Linked DNA regions of Homo sapiens: region 1 is linked to region 2. Evidence: read pairs that join two places in POLR2A ChIA-PET (ENCODE). Cell type or tissue: HCT116. All regions are shown on one strand. Links, peaks and the distances in the headings refer to the core of each region. The heading gives the core; the rest is flanking DNA.

Evidence for each region. ChIA-PET counts read pairs that join two places held together with the same protein. Peaks named below come from ENCODE experiments on the same cell type or tissue, not always from the same donor. Only the 100,000 strongest peaks of a DNase experiment are listed, where the experiment ranks them.
Region 1: POLR2A ChIA-PET joins it to region 2 with 9 read pairs; 3 of 35 experiments call an interaction of 5 or more read pairs at or near these places.

The regions. Positions count from the first base shown.
Region 1 is chr10:79,019,003-79,027,021 of GRCh38, reverse strand. All of the region lies in intron 5 of ZMIZ1-AS1 (ZMIZ1 antisense RNA 1), which reads left to right. LOC112268062 (a long non-coding RNA gene) reads left to right here and starts at 6,065. Exons shown (of 2, transcript XR_007062214.1): 1 at 6,065-7,107; 2 at 7,682-8,019. RefSeq lists an enhancer at 3,292-3,641 and a cis regulatory region at 3,331-3,831. In HCT116, for the core only: no CTCF peak of the experiment used is centred there; a DNase peak (open chromatin) is centred at 4,281; H3K4me3 peaks cover 345 bases.
Region 2 is chr10:78,548,781-78,556,799 of GRCh38, reverse strand. No RefSeq gene overlaps it. Among named protein-coding and RNA genes, the nearest start is that of LINC00595, 290 kb to the right of the region's middle. In HCT116, for the core only: no CTCF peak of the experiment used is centred there; no DNase peak of the experiment used is centred there; H3K27me3 peaks cover 34 bases.

The sequences.
Region 1 (8,019 bases), core at 1,337-6,336, 470 kb before region 2:
GTTGGTTGGTTGGTTGGTTGGTTGGAGTTCTGGCCAGGGAATTGGTGCACCTGGATTCCAGGTCTAAATTCACTGCCCACGGCGCACCCTGGATAAGTCCCTTTCCAGATTCAGATCTAGGTTTCCTCATCTGTGAGGTGGGAATAATGCCAACTCTAGTGGATGTTTCCGGGATCCAATCTAGAGCTGTCACAGATGGGAACATGCTTTGTGGACACAGAGAGGATCAGTTTGTATTATCCTTGTTCTGCTCACCGCCATCATTATTGTTGACTGCCCAGGTCCTTTGGGGCGCCGGGAAGCCCTGCCCTTGTGCTGGAAAAGCTTGGTTTGATCCTGGTAATCTTGAGCATTTGGCACCCCCACCCCTGCCCCAAATCACTGCAGCCCTGCCAGGGTCCAGCTCCTCACCCAGGCTGCCCTGCAACGAGCCTGTCCAGATGAGCAGCACCCTGGGGTCCCCCGTGCCCCCCAGCCAGGCCCTGCCCACCTCTTTGGGTCACACCTATGTCTGCCTCCACCAAGGGGGCCGTTACTACTCTCGGGGGGCCAGGAGCAGCTCCACGATGAAGTAGGGGTTGCTGGGGTGGGCGGGGACAGCGAGGAGTGCCCATGTGGCCTGGGACTGTGTGGGTGTGCATGACTGTGGGTGCTCGTGTCGAGGGGGGTGTTGGTGGGGATCAGGGAGTATGAGTGTGTGTGTGGTGTGTGTAGCTGTGTGAGCAGGGATGCAGCCTGTGTGGCTGTGTGAATGTGTGGGGTGCGTGAGTGTTGGGGCCATCTGAGAGTGTGAGGCTTGTGTGTGCCAGTGTCCCTTTTGGTATCTGAGAGTGGTAATGTAGTGTGTGTGTGTGTGTGTGTGTGTGTGTGTCTGGGTTATGGTGGTGACTCTGGGGTACTTGGGGATGTCAGTGTGGAGGCTTTGTGTGTGGGTCTATGTGTGTGTGTGTCCATCTTTCTGTGTGTGATGTGTCTGCATGTGTCTGTGTATGTGTTTATACTGTGTGGTGTGTGGCAGGTCTGTCTGTGGAGTGGGAGTGTGTGTTTGTGTGTGTGTGTGTTTGTACTGTGGTGCGTGTGTGAGAGTGTCTGTATACCTATGTTACACACAGTAAAACTATGTGTCTGTATCGCGTGTGGCAGGTCTGTCTCTGTGTTTGTACTGTGTGTGTGTGCATGCTTGCATATGCATCTGTCTACATATGTCTGTACGGTGTATGGCAGGTTTGTCTGTCAGGTGGGAGTGTGGGTGTCTGGACGGGAGGCTGTGGTGCGGGTGTGGGGTGTGGGTTTCTCTGTCGGGCGTGTGAGTGTGAGTGCAGCGTGTGTTGTGTGTGTGAGGGGGTGGTGTGGTGAGGCGGCAGAGAGGCTGGCAGGCAGGCGGTCAAGGTGCTCCCCCCGCACTTCCCTGTGTGCAGTGGCTGGGCTGACAGCCGGGCGGAGAAGAAAACTAGACGTCAGGGAAATCAGTCAGAGACAAATCGATTCCCTTTAGAGGTGAGAAAAAGCAGATGCCACGGCTGCTGGTGGCCTGTTAGGCTCTGAGCCACATCCCTCGCAGCCCTCCCCCACTCCTGTGCCGCCAACACCGCCCCCCCAACCCTGTGCCTTTGTGCTGGGCCTGCTGCCTGGCAGCCGCACCAGCCCTTCCTGCAGCAGGACCCCGCCTGCACAGAGCCCACGCTGGGCATGTGTGTGTCAGTGTGTGCCTGTGGGTGTGTGCATGCCTGTTTGTGACTGGGGGAGTACAGACGTCATTGTGGGCCTCAGCTGACGGCCCCACCTTGCAGACTTCAGAGACTTCAGTTGGTCCCCCACTTGCTAAGGACAACGAGGGAGCTGGACCAGGGATGGGTGTAAGAGGAGCTGTCCTTGGGCATCACTGGTACCCCAGCCTTCTCCCTGCATGAACATCAGGCCTCAGCAGCATCGCTCCTTCCTGTAGCCTAGTGAGGAAAGCCTATTCCCAGATCCAGCTCTCTGCCGAGCTGGCCCAGATCAGCTGCTGGAGCCTCAGACTCTAGTAGGGGGCAAAGACCAGCCTTGTGGCCTCATCCCTACAGTGGAGCATGGGGCGTCTCTGGACCTGGGAGCCTGACCCAGCTGCCGGCAGAGCTGCTCCTGCAGGATGGGGCCCTGACCCCTTCCTGGGCCTTGCTGACACCTCTGCTGTCAGGTCACTCCCCTTCTCCAGGTCCCCTCCCCCACCACTCCCTTTCCCACTTGGTGGCAACAGCCAAAATCTATCAGGAAACAAGGGCTAAGCCTGCTGTTGCACAGAAGCTCTGTTTTCAGAGTTATCCCAGGCCCTCCTAGCCTGTATCTGTTGTCACTCACTCCGCATAGTTACTGAGCACTTGTTCTGGGCCAGGCTCTGAATTCAGCAGTGAGCCCCCCAGGCCTGCCTTCAGGGAGCCTCGCATCTAGCTGGGGAGATACATCATGCTTCCAGCTGGGACTGAGAAGTACAGGGTGGGAAGAGAGGGTATAAAGGGTCCCCACACCAGACCTGGCCTCATCCTTGCCCAGACTGCTGGGCTCCAACCTCTTCTTCTGCAGGCTCCCAGCGCTCACTCAGGCTGCTGCTTCTATAGGCAGGGCCTCCCCACCTTTCTGCTTGCCCACCTAGCTCCTGCCCAGGGGGCTCTCTTGGAGCTCTGAGCGCGGCTGCCACCTCTTCTCCACACTCTACCCTGTCTGGGACGGGAGGCTCTGCAAGGCCAGTGGCCCCATCTTTCTTCCTTTGCAGGCCAGCCAGGCTTTTTCTGGCATGGATGCCCCACTGTTTGAGTGTGAAGTGTTTGAAGCTGGAGCTGCTCAGTTATCAGACAGTAGAAGAGGTGGCTATTTCAGGGGCTTGGATTCTGTGATGTCCATACCCCACGAATGCCCCTCTCTGACCCCCCCCCCCTCTGTCTACCCTTGAGACCCTGCTCTCAGCTACCTACTGTCAGGCATACTTGACATATCTCAGCTCACTCTGGAATCAGGAACTTGCATTGACAGACCTGTATTTCCATCCCTGGCTCTCCTACTGCTGGCTGTGTGTCCTGAGACAGGCACTATACCTCTCTGGGCCTTGTTTCCTCTCTGGCTAAAGGGATGAAGATTCAGGCCCTGCTCTCCACTGAAGAACTCAGGACAGGTGGTGGGTACAAGAGAGCTGCTGGGAGTAACAGACGTTTTGGTGACTGGTGTTCATGGGGAAGACTCCTGGAACCCTTTCCAACCCCCACCCCTGGCCTGGATTCCCTGTGTCTAGCCAGATGGGAGAGGCCAAGGATCGATCTACAAACATTGATTGAACCAATTCTGGACCAAACCCTGTTGTGGAGACAGCACTTGGCACAGAGCCCATGGGATGTGTTGAAAGAAATGACTTCTGAGAAGAGGAGTGGACGGTTGTGTGGATGTGGGGTTGCTGGATGGCCCCTCCCCCCAGGGAGCTTACACTCTCACTGGGACCGGTTGGACAGGACAGGAGAGTGGGCTCTGGTTCCAGTTCTGCTTCTGACCTGCTCCTGGCCTTGCTGTTCATCCCTCAGTAAAACTGAGAGCTTAAGCTCTGTGACCTTGGAGACCATTTCCTGCTGTGATATTAATACCACCGCTAATAATGACAGTAGCAGTCGAGGGAGGAGCAAGCATGCTAATATTAGCCACACCTGTTGAGGGCCCGGCACACGCCAGGCCCTTACATATGTGATGATGTCAGTCCTCGTGATGAGCTGCACTCAGCATCTCCACGTTGACTGCGAGGGACCGCTGGATCCCAGAGCCAGGACAGAACTCAAGGCTATTTTGGTTGGGAAGAAAAGAGGTGTTCAGCTGACCTCAAGTACGGGAGGGTTGAGTGAAACGAGCATCATTGTGGGAACCTGGGTGAATCAAAGCAGTGGGTTGCAGACAGAGCTGGGACTGCAGTGTGGAGCTCCAGGGAGCCAGAGGCACCCTGTGCATCTGCCACAAGTCCCTGAAGCTGCAGTCCTGGCATCATCCCCAGGTACCTCCGTCTCCGCTGCTTCTCTGCTTCTTCCTGTTGCACGCCGTCTCCTGCATTCATTTCTTCCTGTGTATCTGGCCTGGACCTCAGCCCCTGCTCCTTATAGACGTGGCTGCTCTGCGGCCCTAACTCCTCCCTGGCTTCCCTCCAGGCCTCCTTACAGGCCCTCTCCCTCGGCTGCCTGCCCAGTTCACCGTGCATAGCCCTGTTGCTCCCCTCAATCCCTGCCGATTCCCACACCACCGTTTGCCTCTGGATTGGTTGCCCACTAGTCAGGTCCCGCCCTTCATCCAATCAGCTGTGGTGGGCGGGACACTTCCTCCAGCCGTCCTCAAGCCTGGCCTCAGGACCCTGTCACATTCTGAAAAGTTGTTGACGACCCGAAAGAGCTTTGGTTTAGGCAAAATATTGTTAAATATCTCTGGATATTTACCACATTAAAAATTAAAACTGAGAAATTACAAAATATTTTTTAATTCTTTAAGAACAACAAGAATAAACACTACACATGAACGTATATTTTTCATAAAAAATAACTATTTTCCTAAAACAAAGAAAGTTGAGCAGAAGAGTGACATTCCTTTAGGTTTTTGTGAATCTCTCTGGTGATTCACTTCAGAGGAGGCAACTGGGTTCTCCTGTGTGCTTCTTTCTGCATTCGACTTCTTGAGAGCCGCGTGGTCTTGAATCCTCTAGAAAAATGCCACAGTATGCTTGCATCAGACAGCGTAAAAGGCAAATACTGCCTTCTAGCTTTGCAGGCTCTCGAAGAAAAGCAGTGACTCAGGTGGTGCCTGAAGCCCTGCAGGGCCTCTTGGGTGTGCGGTGATCTTCCTTACCCTGAGGAAGGCCAGAGGAACCCAGCAAACAGCCTAGCCTAGGCAGGGCACCGGGTTCCCAGAGCTCAGCCGTCCAGTGGTGGAACTTTGAGCTGGACTGGGGGCAGCCGGGGCTAAGAACAACTTCCTGGGGGACGCAGTAGGTAAATGAAGCCATGAAAAATGAGCATTTAGGGGAGGCAGAAGGGAAAGGAGAAGTTTTCCAGGCAGTAGAAAATGATTGGGCACATCTTCAAAGTGGGAAAGTGAGGCATCGAGCCAAGGCTGGCTGAGACCTTGACGCCCCAAGTACTGACAGGATCATGGTGGTGTCCAGTCCCACCCTGCGTAGCTCAACATCAAGTTTATTTTCCATAGTGACGCTAAGCTTCCTTGCAAGTTGAAGTTAAAATAGCCTCTTTCTAGGTTCTGGATTGCAATCTTGTGGGTAAATGCACAGATGCTGGACCGATCTCATTTTTTTGATGCCATGCTGCATTAGCACCCAAGGGATGGGCTCCCTCTGCCTCTCAGGTCATGTATGGGCACTAAGGGTGAATGATGAGTAGGGTGGGTGGGGATGGGGGCCCTGAAAAGAACCTGGCAGCACCCCTAGAGCACCTGTGATTCAGGGCACCCCGTGCCAAGGGAGCAGCCTGGCCCGGAGCTGCCCTCTCAGCGGGGAGGAAGTAGAAGCCTCAGCCCAGCCTGGAACCTCCAAATCTGGGCGGGGAGTGTGAACCACCTTCCCTGCAGCCTCCAGTCTTTCCGCTTCCTTGTGGGGTGTGGACTTTGGAGGCTGATGGAAGGGTGCTGAGGAGGGGATGACCTTCACCCAAACAGAGAACTAGAGGACATGGGCTTGGTCAAGAGTGGAGGTCTCAGGGTTACGTGATGGTCTGTGGAACCACTGACAGTGTAAACTCCAGCCCTGCCTCTTATCTGTGCCTCAGTTTTTTGCTTGTTTGTTTGTTTTTGAGACAGAGTCTTTCTCTGTTGCCCAGGCTGGAGTGCAGTAGTGCAATCTCAACTCACTGTAACCTCCACCTCCCAGGTTCAAGTGATTCTCCCGCCTTGGCCCTCCGAGTAGCTGGGATTACAGGCATGCCCCACCATGCCTGGATAATTTTTGTATTTTTAGTAAAGATGGGGTTTCACTATGTTGGCCAGGCTGGTCTTGAACTCCTGACCTCAAGTGATCTGCCCACCTCGGCCTCCCAAAGTGCTGGGATTATAGGCGTGAGCCACCGCACCCTGCCGATGCCTCAGTTTTCTTATCTGTAAAGCAAGGATGATGGCACCCAACTCCTGTGGGTGACTGTAGTAAAGGCTAAATGAGATCATAGGAATCAGGCATTTCGTGCAAAGCATGGGGCCAGCTCCACGAGGCATGAGCTTTGTTTCATCTCTCCTGTGCAGTGCTATAGATCAGGTCCTGGTTCATAGGAATTGCTCAATCAAATATTTTGGAGAGAAAAGTTAATAAATAAACATATCAGTGGCTCAGGTAATGTCAGTTCCTTCTCTAGGCAAGACCTAATCCATCTACCTTGTTTTACAGATGGGAAGATAAGACCCAGAAAACAGAAAGGACATGTTTAAGGCCATGCAGCAAGTTAGTGCCTGACCTGAATATTGAAGTGAGGCCCTACTACCATCAGCCATGGGAACCATGGCTGGATGGGTCCCAAGCAATGAAGACCTTCTGGGTGTCTAGGGGAGAGGTTTGGGCCCTCCTCCATGTGCGTGTGTGTGTGCGCGTGCAAGTGTGTGTGTCTGGGAAGCCAGAAGATTACACTCTTCTTTCTAGGCCTTCTAGCCCTTGCTGGAAGGCCTGTAGTGAGTGGATGGCCTGCCTTACCCTCTGCACATCCCGCCCTGTTTATTGAGATTTCCATCCAGCCTGAACTCCTGTGGGGAGGTGTTATCTTCTGGACCAGAGCCCTATCTGCCATGAAGCCATTGTGGTGTCACAGGGGCTTCTGAGAGATCCCAGGCTGGAGACGGAAAGCAGAAGATTTGAAGTGGTGGGAGGCAGGGGCTGGTGTCATAACACACTTTCCACCCCTGGGCTGGGAGGGGCACTCCCTCCTGCTGAACTCTCCCAGGCCAGTGACCTCATCTTGCTCCTGTGCTTGTTTTCCAAAGGGTGTTGTAAGTTGACTGTCTGCTTTCTTCCACAACACTCAAAGTGTGGCCTGTGGAGCAACAGCTTCAGCCACAGCTGGGAGCTGGTTAGAAGTGCAACATCTCAGGCCCCACCCTAGAACATTAACATCTCTGGAGGTAGGACCCAGGAATCTGTTTCACAAGTCCTCTTCTGATGCTTAGAAAAGTTTAAACATCACTGCTTTACTCTATTTCTCGACAAAAAGATGACATTCAGTTTGGCTAGAATTAAAAGGGGTGGGTGTTTCCTGGCAGGTTTTAGAAACCTATTTAAATGGTTCCATTGTCCATTCATCCATCCATCAACCCATCCAACCATCCAGCCAGCCATCCACCCTCTTTTCATTCAACAGACATTCAGCTGCACTCGGGAGTTGAAAGGGGAAGGCTCGGGACCCTGGGCTCCTCCAGCTTGCCGTGAGACACCACTGTGTGGCAGAAGAGGTGGCCTCTGTCCCCTTTATCCTCCAAGTGTACCTGTGGTCTTCAGGCCGGTCACTTGCTTGAATCTGAGTGTGTGTCTCTGATCTATAATCCTAAAAAAGCTACCTAATGCAGGTGTCCAAGAGGGAAAGGGGAAGGAATTGCATGCACTTGGTGTCTATTGTGTGCCAGGTGTGTTCACACGTGTTATGACCTTCCACTCTTCCAGCTGCCCTTCATACTGGATAGCATTATTCTTATTTTACAGAGAAGAATATTGAGGATCAAAGAGACCAAGACTGCAAGCGTAAAAACTAAGATTGGAACCAAAGCCAGTTCTTCTTGATCCCAGGGTCTGCGCCCTTCTTCTGTTCCATGTTTCATTGTTCTTGGTGGACCTGGGGATCAATAGCTAGAAGTTAAAGGACAAACTGATTTGGGAAGTGCTTCCAGTGCTGTCTTGAGTGATGTCTAGAGATTAGCAGACTGGCTGTGAAGTGGTGAGCTGCCCATCACTGGAACCGTGCAAGCAGAGACTGGTCATGGTGATCACGGTGTTGGTCCTGTGTGAGTGTGATGTGGGGAAGAATTGAGACCAGATGACCT
Region 2 (8,019 bases), core at 1,300-6,299:
AGTTTTGGACTTATTTTAAAACCACTATACCATCTAAGGACAGAAATAAAAGAAGGATTCTGACCAGAAATAAAAGGGGGATCAGAACAGAGACTGTGGGAGATTGGGGCGAGGGGAAGAGAATTCCTTTAACAGTTTAAGGAAGAGAGAGAAAGAGCAGTGAATAATTAATGTATATATGGTTAAATTTAAATGGATAATTATAGAGTTTCTTGGAATGTGTAAGGAAAGTACTAAATAAAGATCTTGAAATAGAAATGACAAAGTATTGGGAAAATCTAATAACAGTCTGGAACTAATTATAATAAAACTCTTTTGGGAAAAACTAGAACTTTGTGGGGCATGGGAAAAGAAGGTACAGGTAAATGAGTTTTAAAGTTCTCATCTGTAGAAACAAAGAGTGGGGAATTAAAAATATGTTAAAGGCCATATGATCTTGGAGTAAAGAAGAAAACAGTAGTGAAAATAATGGCATTTTGTTTTTATATAATGGAAAAGCATGTGTTCAATTATAAGTGTAAAAAAAATAGAAGGAAACCATCAATGGAATAGAAAAGTGGAGTAAAAATCAAGAAAATAAAATAGAGGAAACAAAAAATAAATAGTAAACATAAATCCAACTGTCAGGAAAAAAATGTGTAAAAATATTACACTGAAAGTGAATGGACTAAATGTTCCTATTAAAAGATAGAGGCTTTTCAACTGGTTTTAAAAAAAATCAACAGAAGGAGATGAAAGTGTTTCCTATTTGATAAGAAGATTCTGAATAAAGGTAAAGATGAAGGAAAACAGGGCAAAGATGGGGGGATTCTGTATGGTATGTCTGAAGATCTAAGTTCTGCCACTACCATTGTCAGTAGTCTTCCTTAAACTGTTCCTTAAGCAGTTCCTTGCTCCATTACTGCCATTAGTGCCAAAAATGAAGAGGCAAACAAAAAAGGATTCTAACTGCTTAAACTGAATGCTCCCTATTATTTAAAAAACTTCTCAAAAATTAAAGCAGAAGAGTTGCAGAGAGTTGCTTATTTCATTTCTTTTGACCCCAGCTTCTGAAAGTTTGGTGAATATTCTCCTTGAACTTCCCTGCTGGGTAACTTGCAAGGATTGAGTGCTTGATTTACCTTTACAAGTAGGAGAGAGTCCCACCTGGAAGGCTCCTTTGGACCAAGTAGTTGCCATAAAATGTGTCTTGTATTATTTCTTTTTCTCTATCCCAACAATGTAGGGAATGGTGGTTGTTTGCAGAAATGCAATATCCTGGCATTTGAGTATCAAGAGGGAATACAGGTCAGATTTCAAACATTATAGGCTCGAGGTGCAAACTCCTGTGGTGGAGCATTGCTTCATTTCCAATTTTTCTAGCCCATCAGAAAGAATTGGAAGCTCAATATCCTGAAATGTAGTTATTCATTCACAGATATTTGTTTTGCAACTCCTAAGTGCCAAGCACTTCAGTAGGCTCTGTGTATATAGAAGTCAACAAATCATAAAAAGCCACTGCCCTCATGAAGCATGCATTCTAGTGGAAGCAACAGGCAATAAATAAATGCTGGCTGTGGTTAAGTGCTATCAGGAATAATAAAGCAGGGCAGGAGGCCAGGCAGTGTGTATTATTTTAACCCATCAAATCGTGGGCTCATTGAGTATAGAGTCCATGCTTAGTCCATCTCTGTGCCTATAGGACCTCAGTCCAGGCACAGCCAGTGTGTAATAATTTTTCAGAAAAGCATGGAGATGAAGAGCAAAGGTAGTTGTGGATTTGTGCTTCCTCTTAATGTGGCAGATAACAGGTAACAAGATCAATAAGGGTTTTGGACTGGTGAGTGATATGATCAAATTTATGTGTTCAGGATGTCTGATACACCCATGGTGTATAGAATGAGTGATAGTTGGTGTGAGGGAGTGGGGGTGGGAGAAGCCATACCAGAAGACAGAACGCCAACCTTCTAGAGCAATGCTGTTCAATAGAACTTTCTATGATGGAAATGCTTCGTATCTGTACTATCCAACATGGTAGCCATCTATAGTTCTTAAGCATTTGAAATGTGGTCAAAGAGACAGAGGAGCTAATTTTTTAAATTGTGTTTTATTTTAATAAATATAAATGTAAATAGCCATATGTGGCTAGTGGCTACCACAATGGCAAGGTGGTTCCGGGGTAATCCAAGCTAGAGCCCGTGAAGGTCTGACCCTGGGTGCTGATGGTATGACTGGAATGGGGAAACCAGTAGAGAAGACCACTTAGTTCCATTTCAGATGTTGGCCAAGTCACTAAACCTCTCTGGGCCTCAGTTTCTTCCTTTGAAAAAATGGAGATAATTATACTTACCTCCCACCTATCTCAACTTACCTTACAAGCTACAGAGGACTGTCATTAACTAGCAAATCCTCTGTCATCAGCACTTGGGTCTAAACTGCACTAGAAGTTTAATTGTACATTATTCCTGGGGGCCAATTTGAAGATGTGAGTGTGTGTGTGTGTGTGTGTGTGTGTGCGTGCGTGTGTGTATTAGTTCATTCTCACATTGCTATAAAGAAATACCTGAGACTGGGAAATTTATAAAGAAAAAAGGTTTGATTGATTCATGGTTCTGCAGGCTGTACAGGAAGCACAGCACCAATAGCTTCTGGAGAGGCCTCAGGAAACTTACAATCATGTTGCAAAAGGAAGGGGAAGCAGGCACGTCTTACATGGCCCAAGCAGGAGGAAATGAGAAAGGAAGAAGGTGCCACACACTTTAAAACAACCAGATCTCACAAGAACTCACTCACTATCTTGAGGATAGTACCAAAGGGGAAATCTGCCTCATAATCCAATTACCTCCCACCGGGTCCCACCTCAAACACTGGGGATTACAATTTGACATGAGATTTGGGTGGAGACTTAGATCCAAACCATATCAGTGTGTGTATGTGTGTGTGTGTGTGTGTATTCATATGTGTGTGTATGTATGCTCTAAAAATGTTCATAGTTTTGACACGGTAAATCTCCTTTAAATATATTCTGAAGAAATATTCAGAAACTCAGGCAGATGTAGGCAGAAAGATATTTATTAAAGCATTGTTCATAGTAGCAAAGTTACATGCAACCTAAATATTCAACCATAGATTACCTCAATAAAGAAAGCCTTGTCCACATATTAGAATATATACACTAATAAAAGTGGTAGTGTCAAATAATATTTAGTAAAATGCTTATGACATATTACTGCTGATTATATAGCTCTATGCATTGATAAAAGACTGAAAGGAAAACCATCAAATTCCTAGCAGTGGCTATCATTAGGTGATGTGATTACAATTCATGTTTTATTTTTTTCCTGTATCTTTTCATATTTTCCATGTTCTCCATGATGAGCTTGCATTGTTTTCTTTTGTAATGAGGTAGCAGGGGTGGGAAAAGGTTATTTTTAAATGGGAGAAAGCAACATTTTGTTTTTAAAAAGATATTATTTTTGAGAGAAATAGCACCACTCCAAGTTCCCAAATCTTGACATCAGGGAGAAAGCTGTTTCCTACAGAGCTGCACACCTAGGAATCCTAGGTCCTGAACCCCTCCGTAAGCCCCAGAGGTCCAGACATTTTTGTTGCTGGTGGGTTGGCCTGAGGCACCTTCTTACCTTTCTTCCTAGCTGGGCCAGCTGCTAGGCTTCCAAGCAGGGAGTGTGTTTGCAGGATTCAGGGAGGCCTTCAGGGAGTATGGGGGTGGTAGCCAGCCCAGGGCCGAATCTCTGCAGTTCCTTCTCCACTTGTCTCCATCTTTAGCACTATTTCTGCTTCCTACTCTCTGCCTTCCCAGGCGCCTGTATCTCCCTGATCTGATCTCTTCTTGCCTCAATTTCCGTTTGTCTCTCTCATGCCCCTGTCTCTGTTCTCTCAGTCTCCCTCTAGATCTGCCTCTCCCGGTGTCTACCTCTAGCCCCCATCCCCAGGCAGACGCTGCCTCCAGCTCTCTGCCCCCTCCTGCCACGCTGCTGCTGAGCTTGGCAGGACGCTGAAGGTGATGGGCTGCAGCCTGTCGAGGGCCCGGAAGCTGTTACTATTACCGGGAGCTGCTTCTGTCAGGAGAATGTTCTCACATGTCACAAATCAGAAGAGGGTGTCTTCACTTCCTTCTGCCTGATCTCAACAAATTCCACATATAGTCCCCGCACGACTGCTGACCCCTCCCCCTACATCCCCAAGTGCAAGTAGCAGGCAGGAGGCTTTCTGAAAGCTGTCCTGAGAACATGTAAAGTCACCAAGGGGACAGATTGGAGGAGTCATACTCTGAATTCTGATCAGTAGAGAGGTCTGCCCTCACCCTCCCACCCCCACCCCTGCAGAGCAGTCTACAGCAAGCATACTGTGCTGAAAAACATCTCCCGGAGCCAAGAACAGCAGGCCTTGGTCTGGAAGCTGACATACTTGCTAAGCACTCCTTAGAAGACCTGACTCTGGGAAGGAAGCCACCAGGGCAGGCTGAACTTGGAGGGGGAGGGCCCTCACATCTGGGTTTGGCTGCTCCTCTTCTGCTGGAAAAACTCAAAGCCATCCATCTAGAGACTCCCAGGAACATGTCCCCAGCTCCCAGCTCCCCGGTGAAGCTCAGGCTGCTGTGTTTGGTAATTCAGGAAAAGACAATGCTAAGGAAGTATGTGGAGTTGTGGTAGGGGGATGAGAAGAAAATGGCATGGCCCAGTGAACAGAGACCTTGTCTGGGGAGAATGGTCCCTGAGGCTAATAGGTGAGGCCTGGCTGGAGCCAGCTTCTTAGGTACCAGGGATGCATCAAAGGGCTACCCCCAGGAGGAACACTGCACTGGGCTCTGTTTTGTTGGGTTTTGGTTTGTTTTTCCTTTACTGACTCCCTGCTTCCCCCACCTTCCCTCCTGCCCATGCACATGCTCTGACCCTGGACAAAGAACTTCCCTTTAGTTTCCCAACCTGCAGGATGAGATAGGAGTTTCATAGTAATCTGCCCCCAAAGTCCAGGAAAATGCCCTAGGAGCTGCCAGCAATAGTGAAAGGCCCTTCCCCACCGCAGCCCCTGGGGCCCTGCATTGTAAATTTCGAGGTTCAGTCCTTGGAGGGAAGTCAGCCTTTAGGATAGTGGGCTAGAGAAGAACAAACCCTCGCTCACCAACACTACCAAGCTCCCAGGGTTCTCCAGCCTTGTGATGTGGCCTCCTCGGCGCCTCACCACGGTGCGTAGTTGAGGGGGCAAAAAACCCAGCTCTCTAGAAATAGTTGTCATCTGTTTTAACCTTTGTTACTTCAACTGTGAAATGAAAGCGGCCTGGGCTAGAGGATCAAAGTAGGACTGAAGGTGGAGGATTTGCCCCAGGGCAGAAAGCCAGTGAATGGCAGATGATTTGAATTAGAAAGTGCTGTGGGGGTGGGGGCAGGGATCCACTTGTAGGTTTCCCTTCAAACAATGGGAGGCGGTTTTGTGGGCAAGTGTGCTGGTGCGAGAGGGGGTGCACACTAACATGTTAATCCTTTGGGAGGCCTTACAGTGAAATGAAATTGGTAAAATCAGCTTTTAAGTTATTAAGTGGGTACTTTAGACATTTACTTCTCTGAGAATTGAGTGCAAATAGTAGTAGACACAGAGAAGCTATTTGTTGAATGAATTGAATGAACGAAACAATAATTGATTCAATGAATCCACAAACAGCATTAGGCATGGGGCTCTCATATCAAATCATCTGGGACTTGGGACAAATATTTAACTGGAAGGGGACCTGGTGATGGCCCAACCCAATTTCCCATTCACAGATCAGCTGTGCAGGGGCTACGTGATGTGAAACCTCCGGTACAAGGATCACATGCCTGAGAGGTAACCAACAGCAAAACATGAGGCCAGTGTCTGTTCTACTTCCCACCCTCTCCAAGGCAGAGCACATGAGCAAAACTTATGAAACTTGAGTTTTTCCACACTTACATTGGAAGTATCAGGACAGACGCCTAGGAGAGGATGGCAGTCCCATGCCCCAGGGAGCTGGTAGCATCCTGGCACTGAATGGATTTTCCTTGAAGCCCTCTCTTCATCTGGACTCACGGAAAGTATCAGTGAGGGTTTTGGAATCAGGTCTCTGAAAGTAGGTTCCAACAACACCCATTTAGAAGCTGTGTGACCTTGGGTAAGTTCTGGAGCCTCTCTGTGTCTCCAGTCTCTTATCTGAAAAATGGAGAAAAATGTTTCACTGAACTTGTGAGGATTGACTAATGTTATATCCTAGAACAGTCCCTGGACAGGAGAAATTCCTCAGTTAGTATTGGCTGCTAGTAGTCATCGTGCTCTGAACTTTCATAATAGGCTGTAGAAGGAGATCTCCGAGTCACCTGGGGAGCACGTTCAAAGTGCTGGGTTCCAGCTGCCAGAGAAGTTAGTTCAATGGGGGAAGGTTGAGTCCGAGCATCTGGATTAACAAACACCTGTGTCCAGGTGTCTAGATACCTTGTGTCTAGCACAAGCTTTATGTAAGCAGCTCTCTGATCACGCCTAAAAAGCTCAGGTTCACACCCCTGTACCTTGGATTGTTAGATCCCAGAAACAGAAGGGATGGTGGCTCTTAAATCCTGAGCAGTCACCATGGCCAGGTATTCTACAGGTCCACACCCCTTGTATAAAATCTTTGGAACCATCTGTAGTTTGAAACTCAAATCACTCTAGATTTTAGAAAGGTGATATGGTACATACAGCTCATGTTACCTAACTCCCCAGGAAGTACTGAGGTATCACCCTATAATCAAACACATCAATATTTCTACAGCAAAACATATGAGTAGTCACAATAAGAACTCCAAATAGTTTACATCAGTTCAGGTCAGATTTTGTTGCCAAGTGAGTTTACATGATGTCAGATTTTACTGCCAAATGAGTTATTTTAAATGCCTTAAGGTTTTAGAACATTCTAATTTTGGAGTGGTGGCTAGGGATTGTGATTCCATACTAAATACCTTGCTTGTATTTATCTCACTATTTCATAAAATCCCCAGGTGATTAATGCTATTATTGTTACCAATGCACAGATGAGAAAATGAAGACTCAGAGACGTGAAGCTACTTGGCAGAGATCAAATGGCTCATAAATGGTAACGCTGGCTTTAAGCCCAGGTGTGTCTGACGTCCAAACCTGCATGCTCAACTTTCACCCTATCCCACCTGCTCTGTTCTGTGCCACTGGTCACAGGAGAAAAGAGCTCCTTCCAGCACAGCTCCTTGGGATGCTACCTGGGTAGGGTAATGGGTTGTTAGAGAAGAAAAAAGAAGAAACGGAGGGAGGGAAGGAGGGAACATTTCTCTTCCTCTTTCCATCCTTTAACGAAATTAAAAAAATATAAACCTTCCTCTCCAACCCCTGACCCTGAGGAAATAGCTGAGAAACTGGAACCAAAATGGCTTAGAGAAAGAGGAAGGTCTTCCAGAAATGCTCCAATTCTTTTCCCCCGATTTCTACTTATTGACATTTGACTATTATCCCACTGCTGCCACCACATGTAAAGAAATAGATATTTTTAAATGGGCTTTGCTTTAAAAATATAAAACTCCCAAGCTTGTTACACAGCATCGTGCTTAGAAAGAGCCGTGGGCTTGAGGCCCATTTGGAGGTGGCTTCCAATCTCAGCTCTGCCGTTTACTGGTTATGGGAACTGAGAAAGTGTTCTCCTCTCTGAAGACCCTGCCTAGAGAAACTCCTTCTTCCCTTCTACCTCTCAGTCCAGATGAAAGCCTAGACCTGGAACTGGCCTTCTAGATCTTCAGACAGACAGCCCACAGGAGAGGGGTGATGTGTGCTCTGGGTAGAGGGACAGGGGTCCTCACACTTCTCCCTGGTAATTCACTCAAAGGCACCCTCTCATGGAAGTCCCCATTCTGTACCTCTCATCCCACGTCCCACAGTCAGGGGACAAGTCTTATCTCCTCACCTGGTGTCAGACCTCTGCAGAGCTGATGGGCCTTGTGAACACTTTTCTGCCTCAGCCTGTCAAGCAATCCCTCCTAATGAGCTCTCACTCTCCAGACTTTATGCCAG